2 separate regions of the Homo sapiens genome follow, and region 2 is linked to region 1. Evidence: chromatin loops called from intact Hi-C (ENCODE). Cell type or tissue: natural killer cell. All regions are shown on one strand. Each heading gives the region's core, and the rest is flanking DNA. Links, peaks and the distances in the headings are about the cores only.

The links. A loop is a pair of places that touch in the nucleus more often than their neighbours do. Peaks named below come from ENCODE experiments on the same cell type or tissue, not always from the same donor. Only the 100,000 strongest peaks of a DNase experiment are listed, where the experiment ranks them.
Region 2: a loop joins it to region 1, with 3 times the contacts of the local background. A loop is called at or near these places in 9 of 110 quality-filtered maps.

Annotation. Positions count from the first base shown.
Region 1 is chr20:44,065,252-44,073,580 of GRCh38, forward strand. TOX2 (TOX high mobility group box family member 2) reads left to right here. Exons shown (of 9, transcript NM_001098797.2): 7 at 461-856; 8 at 1,479-1,606; 9 at 3,399-4,365. The coding sequence ends at 3,435. Among named protein-coding and RNA genes, the nearest start is that of JPH2, 120 kb to the right of the region's middle. RefSeq lists an enhancer at 2,654-3,170. In natural killer cell, for the core only: no CTCF peak of the experiment used is centred there; DNase peaks (open chromatin) are centred at 4,210, 4,610, 5,190, 8,060 and 1 weaker place; H3K4me3 peaks cover 1,389 bases; H3K27ac peaks cover 2,249 bases; H3K27me3 peaks cover 297 bases.
Region 2 is chr20:43,979,117-43,987,445 of GRCh38, forward strand. All of the region lies in intron 2 of TOX2 (TOX high mobility group box family member 2), which reads left to right. Among named protein-coding and RNA genes, the nearest start is that of TOX2, 68 kb to the left of the region's middle. In natural killer cell, for the core only: a CTCF peak has its summit at 4,422 (motif pointing right); a DNase peak (open chromatin) is centred at 4,425; H3K27me3 peaks cover 2,615 bases.

The sequences.
Region 1 (8,329 bases), core at 91-8,090:
CACCAGCAACGTAGGAAGCTAAGTGTGGCTGCGGATGCGTGGCCCAAGTGGAGGTGGGTGTTGTTCCTGGTACAGAAGAGATGGCATCCAAACTGGTCTATAACAGGCCAAGTAAAAGGTGGTTCAAAGTCAAGGGAAAAACATCTACAAAGGCACAGAGGTTGGAAGGAGCATGATTAGAGCTGGCTCAGTGGGATGGTGCTTGTCTCACTGGCCAGGCTGAGGAGCATGGATTCCCCCAAGGGCAGGGGAGCCCCCCAAAGATAAAAGCAGTAGGTGACTGGATGGTCAGAGCCAAGGGGACTAAGGACCCTGTGCTATCTCTGGTTAGTCCAAGCTCTCTCCCAAGACAGCCAGCCAGCAGCCGTGTCAGTGGGTTGCAGAGCCTCCTGGCCTCACAGCCCATGTTCTGGCTCATCCCTCTTCTGTTCTCCAGTGACTGATATCTGTCTCCTTCCAGAGCTCCCCAGATCAAGGTGAGACCAAGAGCACTCAGGCAAACCCACCAGCCAAAATGCTCCCACCCAAGCAGCCCATGTATGCCATGCCAGGCCTGGCCTCCTTCCTGACGCCGTCGGACCTGCAGGCCTTCCGCAGTGGGGCCTCCCCTGCCAGCCTCGCCCGGACGCTGGGCTCCAAGTCTCTGCTGCCAGGCCTCAGTGCGTCCCCGCCGCCGCCACCCTCCTTCCCGCTCAGCCCCACACTGCACCAGCAGCTGTCACTGCCCCCTCACGCCCAGGGCGCCCTCCTCAGTCCACCTGTTAGCATGTCCCCAGCCCCCCAGCCCCCTGTCCTGCCCACCCCCATGGCACTCCAGGTGCAGCTGGCGATGAGCCCCTCACCTCCAGGGCCACAGGTAAGCAGGGAAGAGCAGAACAGCCCTTCTGTGACCGTGTGGGGAGGGGAAGCGGCTTTGCCCTTTCAAACCCTGGCCCTGCCACTCACCAGTGATATAACCTCAGCCTTGGCACCTGACCTCTCTGAGCCTCAGTTACCACATCTAGGAAGTGGGTCTCGCACACCTTACCTGAGATGTGCTGGCTGCAGTGAACAGTTCACGAGTTGCCAGACTGACTCTTAGGATACTCCAGTCCCCCCTTCCTGCATCCTCAGCCCTAGCCCTGGCCCTTCCCAAAGCCTTCGAGACCTTACCCCCGCTAATTGTTCCACAGAGATTGCTACGAGGTTCACATGGCCCTTAGAGGTCATTGGGTTCAGTAATTCCATTTTACAGATCGAGAAACTGAGGCCCAGAAAGGGAAAGGCCCTGAAAGCCAAGTCCTTCAGCCCCTGATTCAGCCAAGACAAGGGTTGAACATTTTGAAAGGTGCTCTACTGGGAGCAAGGCAGCAGCCCTGGAGGCAGCATCTCTTTGGTGTGGACACCCTTGGACACATGGGCTCTCACCCCGGGAGGCCTGGGACAGTCTGCCCCCTCATCTCTCCTTGGCTCATGGCCTCCTCCTTCCCACTCTGTAGGACTTCCCGCACATCTCTGAGTTCCCCAGCAGCTCGGGATCCTGCTCACCTGGCCCATCCAACCCCACCAGCAGCGGGGACTGGGACAGCAGCTACCCCAGTGGGGAGTGTGGCATCAGCACCTGCAGGTTAGTCCTCGCCCGTCCCTGCCTTTGTCCTGCCAGCCAGGGAGAGTGGGAACAGGATGGCCAGGGATGGGAGAATGGCCAAGGGCAACGTGGACAGGGGAGGACCCTGCAGTCACTGTCAGCCCTGCTGAGGGGATCGATATCTCAGATGACACCGCAGAGCCAGGCCCCGGAAGGACTCTGCTGGCCTGATGCTGAGGCCTGCTTGGGAAACTGACTAGTCTTCAGTCTTGCTGCTTCTTCCTTGCTCCTGTTTTTTTCACAAGTGCTTCCACGTGACATTCACAGATGAGTCCTGCATCTTAGGCCAGTTCCCTAGAAGCAGAGCCTGAGGCAGCAGGGATTGGGTGCCTTTGGGGATGCACTGGGGAAAGCTTGCAGGAGAAGGGGGTGAGGGAGGCAGGACAGGGTGGGGGAAGGAGCTGAGGGGGGATGTGGCCTCAGCTGAAGACTTGCTTCTGCCTCATCCCATGGGAGCCCTGGAGCATGAACGGTGCTAGAGTGGCTCCCACCTGGAGGTCAGGGAACTGGCTTTTTGAACCCTTCATCAGTCAGCCCTTGGCTGTGGGCTGCCCCGGGGTGAGTGTAGCCCACTGGGCAGGGCAGCTCCCAAGACTAGAACAGCTAAGAATGCAGGACAGGGGACCTCGGTGGGACACGGTGGGAGAAGGGACCCACTGTCTATCCCAAGGAATTACAGACACCTTAGAGACCCCTTCTCCCTGCACCCCAGTGTCCTCCCTAGTCCTCCTGTGGGCCTCCTGTCTCAGGCCTCTGTTCCTATCCTGCACTCCACCTTTCAAACCCATGCTAACACCTCCCTCTAGAAAGTCTTCCTGGATCCACGCCACCCCAACTCTGGGGAAGAGTGACCTTTCAACAACCGCAGCCAGCAGGAGAGGGAGAGTGCAGTGAGGAGGGACACTTGCTCCTTAACCCGCCAGCCAGGTTCCCATTCCCTTGGCAAAAATGAGTCCCGCAGCCACACCTGGGGGACGTAGTGCCAAGCAGCTGTCCCAGCGATAGCGCCACAACCTGGAAGGCACAGCGCACTTGTCGGGTGGCCACCTTGCTGCTGAGAAACGCTGCCCCCAGCCCTAGCCTCGGCCTCCCAGCACACGGCTGGTTCCTCTGCTGACCCACCAGCGCCCTTGGACACTGAACAAGTGACCAGCGCGCATGCCCCATTTCTGACATGCCTGAAGTGAGATTCTACATGGGTGGGTGGACTCAGCTCAGCAAGAATCCCTTCCCTGCACCCCAAGCAGGTGCAGACCCTCCTACCCCAGCCCTTTCCTGTCCCTAAGTTTCCTTCTCAAAAGTCAGAATACTTAGGGTATGTAGGGGAGTGTCACACAATGTCCAAGCCTCCTGAGGCTTGCCCATCACATCCAGCATGGAGGTCAGACCCCAGCAGGGCCGTATTTTAAAAACATAAAAAGCACCTGTCCTCCCTTAATTCAGTTTGAGATTTACAAATTCCTGTGATTAAAAACCCATGTGAGAGCAATGGTGACATCGGCGTGCGCCTCGATGAAAGACAGACACGCTACTGCCCTTTCACCCAGAGCTGAGGACCGGGTGGTCCCCTGCTGGGTTTCCGGGAGGGGTTTGGTTCTGCTTGGTGTAGAGGTGGGTGGGGGTGGGACTTGCAGATGCAAGTCCCTCATTCAGCCACAGAGGGGCAGCTGAATCCAGGGGTGGGGGTGGGGCGTACAGTGCAGGGGTCCTGGTGCTCCCCTGGCCCGGAGAGGTACCCAACAGCTTTGACAGCCCCTCCTCTCTCTCACAGCCTGCTCCCCAGGGACAAATCGCTCTACCTCACCTAATCCCGCCTCCCTACCATCCCTGAGGCTCGCTGGAAGGCACTGCTCAGAGCCTGAAGGGCTGACAGCAGAAAAGAGGCCCTGGCCAGAGGCAGGGTGGCCCATCGGAGAGAGCAGTGACACACCCATTGCCCGGGGGCTGAGTCTCTTCCTCAACCTCCCACCAGACTCTGCAGAGGCAGCCCACTGCCCACCACCAGCCCAAAGAACCTGCAGGAACCTTCCGCCCGCTGACCTGCTTGCTCCAGGGTAACTGTGGACCCTGTCCTCGCCCTGCGCACGGTACCCTATGTCTGGACACCCGGCCCCAGCTCCAGCCCCAGCCCAGGTGGGCCGCCCCTGGCGGGGTCGCTTACCAACGGACACCCACCCCAGATGCATGGGCCAGAGGGCCGGCCCCCGGCATAGATGTGCACATCGGTTTTCCAGTGTGAACAAAAGATTACGAAACCTAGAAACTGTTGGTTCCGTGTAAGTAGTTGACTACGTGTTTTAGAACTGTGCTGAAGACATCTGTAAGACTATTTTGTGGGGGAAAAAAGTAGTTTCCTTTAAGGTAAAAAGCATTTTATATGATCCTTAGCACATTTTTAAGTTTTATCTTAAGGGAGACGCGCACAAAAGCGGCTGCCAAACCGTTTCGTCATCCTCACAGCAAGGACCGGACGCTTGCTAGCCACCCCGGAGCACTGCTCTCCTTTTAATCATGTATTCATCTATTTTAAATTGCCGGCGACGACTTTTGTCTATTTATGAAGAAACCTTGAGAACGAAGTTACAGCTTATCCTACCGTGTGTGTGGTTTTGGGGTTTCGTTTGGGTTTGGGTTCTTGACGTCGTTTGCAGCTGTTTCCTGGCCCTGGCGAGTGTCTGTCTTGGTGCCCAGTGCTTCTCTCAAATCTCTTTATAATAAAACTTCTGAAAAGCTGAAAACAAGTCTGTGTCTCCTTGCCCTTGGTGAGCCAGGGTTGAACCCCCTAAAGTGGCATAGAGCCCCTCGGGCCAGACGGACACGGGTCAAAGTCTTGCCTGACCTTTACCAGCCCATGTGGGTTTGTGTGTGGGTGATGGGACCACTCTGACCTCAGTCTTGCCCTCTAAGGGGGTAACAGTGGTCAGACCCGTAGGGCTCTTGCGACGATGAGAAGGGGTGTGGGCAAGAACGCCGCCACACAGGAACTTGCATCAGCTGGTGACAGTGGCGAGCCCTTCCTCTGGAGGATGGGGCCACCCAGGCTTGTGGAGGTGAGCAGTGGGAATCCAGGGAGGAGGCCAAGGGGTTTTTCAAACCTGAGTGTAGGAAGCATCCCAGACAGGGAATTCTTTAAACCAGATTTCCCAGCAGATGTTAGATGGTGATACTAACAACGACAGCAAACAACAACAAAAGGCAAATAATAGTTGACTGTTTTAACTACATCTGGAAAAATACCAATTGCCTGGTGGGAGGCTGCAACTCTTGCACCCTGTGATGCAGCCATTTTGAGGTGGGGACAGGTGCCCCCGCTCCCAGCCAGGCTCGGGACCGAGACAGAGGAGCCCCCACACTCAGGACAGCTCTCCCAGCCTCTCACTCTCCAATCACGGTAAACCCCCTCCTTCCAGATGACAGCCCAGGAGTGGGGTGCAGTTTCCCCACTGGAGGGCATTTTGTAATCCACTTTAGAAAAATAAAATAACCCCAAACCAGCCACCTGCCGTCCCGTCAGCAGCAGCACCGCAATGTGCAGCATAAATATTTCATGTGGTTACAATTTCCTTTTCTATGTGGGGCTTGTCAGTAACACGACGGCTTAGACAGTTTAATATTCAACTCTTGCTTCCATGTTTGTGAAAACAGCATCACTGGGATCCACGCAGACAGCCCACAATGACAAGAGTACAAGGCCCTCCTTGTACAGTGGTGCTGAGGCGGAGGCCTGCTGCCACCCCTCACAGCTGCACCAGGAGCTCAGGAGTCCTTTCCAAGCATCCACACGCCAAGACCACCCCCTCTAGGCTGCACGGGACACTCAGAGGCCCCAAGCAGAACCTAAGCGCCCTGCCTGCAGGTATCAGGGACTGTCGCACGGGTGTGTTCTGGGGCCCAGAGAGTGAGAATAGAGCCTAAAGGCCAATTTCAGGGCCATGGAGTGGACAGCGACTGTCTTAGTCCATCCCAGCTGCCATAACAGAGTGCCATGGGCCAGGTGGCTCACAGCAACACAAACTTACTGCTCAGTTGTGGAGGCTGGGAGGTCTAAGATCAAGGCGCTGGCAGCTTCAGTGTCAGGTGAGGGTTCACTTGCTGGTTCGTAAACGTCCATCCTCTCGCTGTGTCCGACAGGGCAGGAGGGGAGGGTGCTCTCCAGAATTCAACAGCACTCACCCCAATCCTGAGGGCTCCGCTCAGTCACCTTCCAAAGGCCCCGCCTCCAAATACTGGCCCGTTGAGGGTTAGGATTCCAATAATCAAATTCCGGGAGGACACAACCATTCAGTCTGTAGTGCCGACTGCAGTAGTTGGCACTGGTGTCCCCCTCTCGCCTGTCCTCTTCTGTTGCCAGAGCCCATCCCCAGGTCCTGAGTGCCATCCCAGTCATTGCCCCCCAGAGCTGCCACAGCTAATGACCAAATAATGGAGACGCCAACTCTCTGGTCCCATTCACAACCCGAGTCCATGGGAGCAGCCTGAAGCTGCCTCCAGCGGCAACACCATCCTTGCTAAGCTCCCTCCCCCCACCCCGCCCTGCTCTGAGGATGTGACTCCCTCCTGGGAGCACCCACTCAGTAAATCGCTTGAACCAGAATCCCCATCTCAGGCCCGTATGTTTCTAAGGCAACAGCCTACCATACTGACTATGCCCATGGCCCAAGTGGGGCCACATCGGTATTGCTCCAAATGTCTCTGGCTCTGGTCTTACCTGCAACTACAAGAATTTCAGCCCCGAAACCACCACCCAAGCCCCACTCCAGGGCCTTCCTCCTTCTTGGGAGGCAGTGTCTGCTGCATGTTTTCTATTCCATCCTGCAATGATGGTGGCCACGACCCACAGCGCCTCCAAGAACCCAGGGTCACACCGGCTGTGAAAGCACTGGGGTCTCTGCCATGGGCTCTCTCACTCCCCATCCCTGTGCTCCCAAAGCTGCCAGCCCTGGGTGCCCCAGCCTTGTCGTGGGCCAGGTTCTCCCTGCAGCATCCTCCACCTGCCGGGGCCAGTCTACGGTCGGGGCCCCTCACACCTTGAGGCTTCAAGTTATTGCCAGACCCTAGAGCAGTGTCCCCAACAGTGTGAACACCTTTAACTCCTACCTGCAGCCTGCCCCCACTGCCCACAGAGCTGGCCCAGGGAGCAACCCCACTCACCCTTCCCAGGGCCAAGCGCCTTCCTCAGGTTTCTCCATCTCACACCTCCCCCAACAAACTCATCTCGGTCCAAACAGGAGGCAGGACCTGGGCCGAGGCTGAGACCACGCCCCCTCCCCCAACCCCAGAAGGCAGTCATGGCTGGTCCCAAAATTGCCCAGTAGTCATTCCTCCTTGGAGGGATACACAGAAATTTTTACACTGGATTGGAATGTGGGCAACATGGCACAGATTAATTTTTTGATTAATTTTCAGAGTCCGCGATGCTAAAATTCGATACGTTCATTCAGCAAGAATACAAACAACAGAGCAGCTCTTCTCTGCCACACAGCACATACGTATACATACATCAGTTAGCGTGGAATTATCTGTTCTTGAAAGTTTGAAGTAACTCCCATGCGAAAAAGATCTGATGTGCTGTTATAGATTCAGGAGTTTAAAAAAAATTGTTCAACCCATCAGTTATTAACCAGCTCTGCTTCCCAAATTACCCAAAACGAATAACCTCAAGCCCACCAAACGCTGAAGGGTAGTCAGTCAGAGTGAGAGGCAGTGTCGGGGTGGTGGTTAGGAGGGAGGGCTGGGTCACAGCCTGCCTGGGAGAATATTCGCTTGGCTGCCTACAAGTTGTATGAGCTCAGGCAAGTTTCTTAACTTCTGTTTCTTCATGTCTAACTTGGAGATAATAGTCTCCTCTTCAAAGGGCTGTTCTAGTAACAATGAGTTAATATAGGTAAGTCCTTAAAATAGTATTATTTCTCATTATTATATAATAATACTTAATCTCTGCACCAGGTCAAGTTTCTTGCATCGTGTACTATTCAGGATGTGCTAGGCTACGCTGCAGAAACAACTCCCATCTCAGCAGCTTAACCCAACAGAGTTGATCCCTCCAAGCCTCCTCCAAGCCACCAAGAACATTTGGGGATCCAAGGTTCTTCTCTGTGGTGGCTCTGCCACCCCCTTCACCCTCGGAGCCCTCCCTGAGTCCTCTATAGCCAGCCAGTGGTGAGTGAGCCGGGGATCCTGCAGAAGCAGGAAACGAAGTGGTGCCTGTCACTGCTTCCCGTTTCCTGATGGCCACAGCTAGTCAGCAGGGATGGGAAATGGAATCATCCCAGAGAAGGGGTCCCCAACCCCTGGGCCAGTCTGTGGCCTGTCAGGAACCGGGCCACACAGCAGGAGGTGAGCGGTGGGCGAGCAAGCATTACCGCCTGAGCCCCACCTCCTGTCAGATCAACAGCAGTATTGGATTCTCACAGGAGCGTGAACCCTATTGTGAACTGCGCATGCGAGTTACATGCTCCTTGTAAGTAGGTTACACGCTCCTTATAAGACTCTAACTAATGCCTGATGACCTGAGGTGCAACAGTTTCATCCCAAAACCATCTCCCCGCCGCCTGCCAGCCATGGGAAAGTTGTCTTCCATGAAACTGGTCACTGGTGCCAAAAAAGTTGGGGACCACTGTCCTAGAGGAAACGTGCCCTGGGGGAAAAATGCAAGTTCATGGAACTCACAGTGATGCTTTCGCCGAATATCACAACACATTT
Region 2 (8,329 bases), core at 301-8,300, 86 kb before region 1:
TTGATGATGCCAGACTTGGATGTGTTATATTTGAGATGCTCATCCACATGGAGATGTTCAAGTAGATAGATGATGGTACAAATCTTGAGCTCATAAGAGAAGTAAATTTGGAAATCTTCAGCCCATGATATCAAAACCTTGGGAGTGAAGGAGATTTATGGAGAGAGGGAAGAACGAGAAGAGCAGAGGACCAATGACTCTGAGATGTTGAGCTCCAACATTTGAAGGCAAAGTAGAGGAGGAGAAGACTGTGAAATAGATTAAGAAGGAGTGGTTTGAGAAGTAGGAGGAGAACTTGGAGTCTTAGAAACCACGGGCAGAGTAATTCAAGAAGAGAGGGGATCTAGGTGAAAAGGATGTTGGATCCACAGTTCCTTAAAATTTATCAAAGGATAAATAAAATCCTTTGATAATGGGATCACATCAAGTTAAAACACTTCTGTACAGCAAAGGAAACAATCAACAAAGTGAAGAGACAGCCCACAGAATGGGAGAAAGTATTTGCAAACTACCTGATGAGATTAGTAATCAGGATATATAAGGAGCTCAAATGACTCTATAGGAAAAAAAATCTCGTAATCCAATTAAAAAATGGGCCAAAGATTTGAATAGACATTTCTTAAAAGAAGACCTGCAATGGCAAAGAGGCATATGAAAAGTTGCTCAATATCACTGACAATCAGAGAAATGCAAATCAAAACTACAATGAAATGTGATCTCACCCAGTTAAAATGGCTTATATTCAAAAGACAGGCAATAACGAATGCTGGTGAGGATATGGAGAAAAGGGAACCCTCGTACACTGTTGGTGGGAATGTAAAATAGTATAACTACTGTGGAGAACAGTTTGGAGGTTCCTCAAAAAACTAAAAATAGAGCTACCATATGATCCAGCAATCCAACTGCTGGGTATATACCCCAAAGAAAGGAAATCAGTATATTGAAGATATCGGCACTTCCATGTTTGTTGCAGCACTGTTCACAAAGCTAAAACTTGGAAGAAACCTAAGTGTCCATCAACAGATGAATGGGTAAAGAGAATGTGGTATTTATACACAATGGAGTATTATTCAGCCATACAAAGAGAATGAGATCCATTTGCAACAACATGGATGGAACTAGAGATCATCATGTTAAGTGAAATAAGCCAGGCACAGAAAGATAAACATTGCATGTTCTCACTTATCTGTGGGGTCTAAAAATCAAGACAATGAACCCATGGAGATAGGGAGTAGAAGGATGGTTACCAGAGGCTGGGAAGGGTAGTGGGGCAGAGGGGGGACATGGGGATGATTAATGTGTACAAAATAGAATGAATAAGATTTAATGTTTGATAGTACAACAAAGTATAGTCAATAATTGCGTATTTTAAAATAACTGAAAGAGTATAATTGGGTTGTTTGTGACACAAGGATAAATGCTTAAGGGAATGGATAACCCATTCTCCATGATGTAATTATTACTTATTGCATGCCTGTATCAAAATGTCTCATGTACTCTATAAATATGTACACCTATGTACACACAAAAATTAAAAATAAAAAATGATTTGATAAATGTTAAATCAAACATTTAAACATACTCAAGGGAACCATAAAGGCACCAGCAAAACAAACCTTAAGGTATACTTTACAAGTTTGGTGTGGGGAAGGCATTTCTACTATTTAAAGCCTCAGAAGAAAAGACTTAAAATTGGACCATAAATTAACATAAAACTAAATTAATATAAATATAAAAATTAACATAAAATCAACATATGACTTTTGTATGGCCAAACCAGCATAAGTAAAGTCAGTAGACAAAAGTTGGGCAAGAATATTTTCAACTTACACCATAGTTGAAGAACTAATCACCCTTATACATGAAGACTTGCTAGAGATCAGTTCAAAACCCTGGTAGAAAAAAAGGAAGGAGATATGAACCAATAGTTTACAGAAAAAGAAATACAAGTGGCTCTTAAGTATGTGAAAAGTGCTAAGAATCATTCATAAATCATAAGACAGCCATTTTTTACCAATTGGATTGACCAAAATCCAAAGGTTTGATAACACACTCGGTTGGAGTTCTTATGGGGAAACAGGTACTTTATACATTTCTGTGGGCAGGGTAAATGGACAACATCTATCAAAATTGCAAATACATTGACCTTTAACCCAGCAATTCGTTTTTTTGGAAATATGCCCTACAGATATATTTGTACATATGAGAAATGACATATTCAAGACTATTCATTTTGATATTGCTTTACTAAAAAAGATGTAAAACAGTACAGTATGCTACCATTTATACAAAAAGGTGATAAGAATGTATATTTCTAAGTGCTTGCATTTGATTAAATAACCTTGGAAGGATACATGGACGCTAGAGTGGCTTTGCGCGTTGTACATGCATGTACCTCTGTGTGTGTGTGCGTGGTATGGGAACTGTGCAGGTGCTGGGCAGGGATAGAAAAAGACTTTTCACCGTATCTTTTTATGTTTAGGGAGTTTTAAACCATGGGAATTTATTATAACTTTAGAAAGTTAAATAAAATGTAAGAAGAAGGAGAGAGTCAGTTAGCTCAAACACTTCTGAGGGATTGGGTGAGATGAAAGTTGAAATGTGTCCAGTCATCTTAGCGAAAAGGAAGTGACTCTGGGCTTCAGTATAAGCAGTTTTGATGTGCAGGGTCATTGTTCTGGTCCCATGGGCAGATTGAGAAGCGTGAGGTGAGGACATGTAAACAGTAAATATAGACAACTTGTGTGAGAAATTTAGCTGTGCAGGACAAGGGCCAGGGCCGAGCTCAATGAGATGAAGATTCCATAGAAGGGATTTTCTTTTTTTTTTTTTTTTAAAGAAAAGTCTTTAGAATATTTAGTCATCAATGGAAAGTGTCAGGAGAGAGGGTGAAGCTCTGGGTTTAGGAGGGGGAAAGGCTAAGGGATGCTTTCAGATTTCAGAGAAAGTGGGAGGGTCTGGATCCTGCTCAGAGGTGGTGGCTCTGGCCTTAGCTGGGAGTGCTGGGTGTGGAGGACAGCAGAGAAAAGGAGTGTGGCTTTGTAGATGGGTTGGCTGGGAGCAGAGGGTGTCTGCACCTGAAGGTGTCAGTCTTCTCAGAGAGTTGGTGGGCCAAGAGCCAGGGGACTGCGGGTGAGAGGTGGTGGGGAGGTCTGGGGTATTTGCTGTGGGGCATGGGAGAATGAGCTCCCGGTGCTTGTGCTGTGGGGCAGACAGGTGGGTTAATCCAGGGCAAGAGATCTGCCAGGCAGTTGCACCAGAAGGACACAACAGCTTTTTTTTACTCAAAAGAGACTAATGTAAAGGATCAGGGAATCTAAGCTGCTTTTAGAGAGAAGACGGGTCCCAGGGCCTGGGGTCCAGTGCAGCTAAAGAGCTAGTGGGGAGCAGCTGGATGGCAAGGACACCTTATTCAGAGTGGGACGCTGGCTGGTGATTTTGGAAGTGAGCAGGCCATGGCATTGGCAGGGGCCTGGTATGCCTGGGGAGCAGGGAGCTGCATGGGGGAGAAGCTCCTGGGAGGTGAGGAGCCCACTGCCCAGCACAGCATGGTGGCTGAGCTGAAGGGCCCTGGAAGGATGCCGGGGTAGGGTGGATGGGAAGGTGGGACCCAGAACTGAAGGCTGGAAGAATGAGGGGCTGGATGCTGATGGGGCTGGGTGTGATGGGATTTATAGGGACAATCAGCAGGGGTCTGAATGGATGGGGCAGTGGAGAGGGAGAAGGATGTCAGTTCCTCTGAAATTCCTGTTGAGGCAGGAGGCAAGCAGAAGGCGTGTTCTAAGGCAAGGCTGGGAAATAGGGTACTTTGTTCCTAGAGTGAGAATCCCAGTGGCTCCAGAGCTGTTTGCAAGGGGAATGACACTGCACAATTGAACATAAAGATTCTGGGGACTTACACATGAGGTGCTCCCTGGGGAGCTCTCAGGTCTCTGGGGTGCGGTGTGTGCCACCAAATGTGAACCTGCTGGCTGTGAGCCTCACAGGGCATGCGCAGCACCCAGTGTGGCCCCTGGCCCCACTGCCCCTGTAGCATCCCTTCCCGATGCTCCAGCAGAACGTGTGCTGGAGTACAGCCATCATGTCATACAGGCCAACATCCTCATGCTACAGAATGAGGCTTCTCAGTGCCTCACACCACACCTGGCATGCAACAGACACACAAGAACTTGGAGTTCGTGATTCTTGCTCTTGGTTCCAGCACCACCATCATGTTTGTGCAGCAACCTTCCTTCACAGATCCCCAAGTTTGCCTGGTCTGTTTCTCTCACCACTTGGATCAAGCATCTCCCCACTAGGGTGGGGAGATGGTACCATCAGGAGGCCAGAAGACAAGGTGCTGTTCAGCTTCTAGAGGAGAACTCAGACCTGCCGCTCCCTGAGCACTGAGGTCCTTGCGGCCTCAAAGTCACAGCCTCCTTCCAGCAGGGGGCAGTGTCAGATGCCCAGAATGGGAAAAAGAGCCAGGAGCTCTGAGTTCGAGGCTCCGCCCTGCTCTTAGGCCTTCACCTGTGCTGGTATCACTCTGAACCTGTTTCCTCATGTGAATAATGAGGGTAGATGGTCTGTTTTTTCCAGCACTAAATGATGATACCGATGATCAATAACATTTGCCCTGCACCTCCTTAGGCTCAGGCTCAGGGGCTAAATGTTTTCCATGGGTGGTCTCATTTCATCCTCACATTAACTGTGTAGGTGGGCACTATTGCTGTCCCATTTTACAGAGGAGGAAACTGCAGCACAGAGAGGCAGAGGAGGGTGAGGCTCTTCGAAACAAATAAAAACCCTCCCCAGTAAATGTATTGGAGGCAGGCGACCCTCCTGCTGCTGTTGAAATCTAAGATTTCTGTCTTAGTAATTCTGGCCTCTGAGTCTGTGTACACTGTAAAGGGCAAAGATGACAAGGCTTTTATTGCTTTAATTAAAACCTGGGTGAAGAGCTCGCGATTCATATTAAAATGAAATTGTGTTTCACCCGCTGTGGTGCGGAGAAGGTAACAGCGGTGATTACTGCTAAGATTACAAACAATCAAAGAGAAAAGGCCTTTTGCAAGCATTTCCTATTAAAGCCACAAACATCACACTTTAAAAATAATTATGGTTGTGTTATCAGAACATGATTCATGAGTTCTGAATAAATACCAGAGGCCTTAAAGGAAACTGTTTCAAGACCATAGATTTTGTTCAAATCTGATGAAATTTAATATCACTTCACAGTTGGAGAATAAAATACAAGGAGGGGGAAAAAGCCCATCCTGTGTATATGGAGAGAATTGAGTATATATGTCAGATTGAACTAATGAGCTCTTCCCCATCAACCCTAAACACATACTCAGAAAAAATGGCCTAGCTTCTCTTATTTTCACTGAGAGAAAACTGCCGAGGAGGAGTGAGTACTTATATCTCACCAATCTTAATTTTACATCCCAATGGCCAAAAATATATTTATTTTAAAGCTCTTGATTCCTGCCTATGAGACGTTTAAATATTTGAGGGCGCAGGCATGGAGACATTGGGGAATGGATGGGGGGAGGACTTTGGTCTGCATTTATGGTGCCTCCCCTGTCATAAAGATATTTTTCATACAATGCAGTGAATGTTTATGGCATATAGTTTTGTTTCCTTCCAACTATTATGAGAGAAATTGAATCCCAGGAAATGTTCACTCTCTCTAAATGGGATGGAAACAATGATGATGATGTGGGAAGTGCAGGGGCCTGGGGGAGGGGATAGCAGTGGGGTGGACACGTGATTTCAAGGATTTTCTTAAAAACAGCACCCTTCCCCCTCCCAGCCACCTCCCAGCCACCTCGAACTTAGCATCCCCTGTAGGACCTGAGTTTTTACTGGGGAGGGTCAGAGAATGAAGATTTTATACATTGTTCATTGCTGTGTGTGAGCTCACTGGTGACCAAGAAGTGGAAATGAAGCCAGACGTGGGGACTTTCTCAGAATGGGACTGGGTTCTTATCTTCTGGAGGGTCAGGATCCTGGTTCCGGCCCCTCCTCAGCCTCTCTCCCTGTGTCCCCTCAGACTGGTCATTTGTCCTCTCTGGGCTCTGGTTTTTGCATCTGTGAATGGGGATTGGATGAATATCTCTGAGGGACCTTCCGGGTTGACTTACAGCCAAGGGCTCAGCCCCCTTCACCCACTGCCTGAGCGCCCAGGAGGGACAATGGTCTGTCCCAGAGGTCTTCCCCACCTGGCTGAGTCACACCAATGCTGAGAGGGCCCCGCAATGAGGCTGGAAGCTGTGTGTCACATTTCAGCCCACCAGGCATGATGATAAGGAGCTGGGTTATAAAGGTAATGACATGAGAAGGCAGAACTGGGCTCAAATGATAATCTTGACACATGTGGCTGGGGAAGCTTGGACAAGTTAACCAAGTTTTCTGAGCTTCAATTTTGTCTTTAGAAGTTCCTCAGAGTGATGCAGAAGTAAATTAAGTGTGTTTATATCCAAAGTGGTTATTCTAGTGCTTGGTACATAGCAATTGGTAGTTAGCCTGAGGTGCTACTAAAATCCCCATTTTATAGATGGAAAACATTATTTTCAGTAAGGTAAAATGGGACAGGTACATACTCAGCCCCAAGTAGAGGCCCGGAAGCCCTGGGGTCAGGCCAGTGATGCAGGCCTTCGAAGATGCATCTGCTTGCGAGGTAGCAGGGTCTGTGCCAACAGCCACCCGGTGGCGCCGAGCTCATAGTTGGGAGGGTGCTTAGAGCAGAGTGAGGAGCTGGGGCGCATGGCTTTAAGAGGAGTGTGTGTCCAGCTGGGAAGGATGAGCAGGCGGTGAGAGTGACCCATGCACTTGGAGAGAGAGATGGGGAAGGAGGGCTCTGAGGAAGGTTGCTGTGCATTGGGAGGTGGGATCTTCCTCTTATAAGTCCCCTGAAGAAAACCTTCAGTGAAGTTCTTTGTAACTGCCCAAAGGCTTTAAAAGTTAGCACAGTGTGACCTTTGGCTATTGACTGCTGGGATGGCCCTCAAGGGTGGGAAGTTTGTGGCTAGTGGTTATACTTGTGCCATGTGTAAACTGAGCAGTTGTAGTTTTATTGTTGCCACTAGCCTTCATAAACAATGGTTGGCAATTGCAACAGGAAAGATATAATGGGAAGGGACGAGGAAGCCTTTTAAAATGTATGTATGTATGTATGTATGTATGTATGTGTGTATTTTTTGAGATGGAGTCTCACTCTGTCACCCAGGCTGGAGTACAGTGGTGTGATCTTGGCTCACTGCAACCTCCGCCTCCTGGGTTCAAGTGATTCTCCTGTCTCAGCCTCCCGAGTAGCTGGGATTACAGGCATGTGCCATCATGCCCAGCTAATTTTTGTATTTTTAGTAGAAATGGGGTTTTTCCATGTTGGCCAGGCTGGTCTCGAACTCCTGACCTCAAGTGATCTGCCCACCCCAGCCTCCCAAAGTGCTGGGATTACAGGTGTGAGCCACTGTGCCCGGCTTTAAAATTTATTAACATGGTATACTCCCACCGAAACGGAGAATATGTAAAAGACTAAGTTGAGAAGGATCTGGAGGAACCAGTACCCTCACTCACTGCTGTGTAAATTGGTACCACCATAGATGCCATTTTGCAGTATCTAAAGCTGAATATATGTCTCTATGACTCAGTAATTCAACTCCACAAATGCCTTCGTATGTTCAGGCCAGGCGTGGTGGCTCATGCCTGTAATCCTAGCACTTTGGGAGTCTGAGGTGGGAGGATCGCTTGAGCCCAGGAGTTCAAGACCAGCCTGAGCAATTTAGTGAGACCCCTGTTTTAAAAAATTAAATAATTAGCCAGGTGTGCTGGTACATACCTGTAGTCCCAGCTACTCGAGAGGCTAAGGTGGGACGATCACTTGAGCCCTGGAGGTTGAGGCTGCAATGAGCCATGTTTGCTCCATTGCACTCTAGCCTTGGTGACAGAGTGAGACTGTTTCTTAAAAAAAAGTTTATAGGAGTGTTTTTCATTAAAGCTCAAAACTGAAAACAATCCAAATGCCCATCAAGAGTAGACTGGATACATGATTCTGAAATATTCTTACACAGTGGAATACTATGCAGCAATGAGAATGAATGATGTGTAACCACATGCCATCAAGCAGATGAGTCTCACAAACACGTTGAGTGAAAGAAACCAGACAACAAGACAGAACATTCTAGACAATGCCATTTACATACAGCACATGAACAGGCAAAACTAATCAATGGAGATAGAATGTGAATTGCAGTTACCCTAGAGGGGGGTGGGGAGTGACTATAGGGGCTTTGAGGGGCTTCAGAGGTGCTGGGAAGGTTTTCTCCCTTCCTTTGAGTGCTGTTTA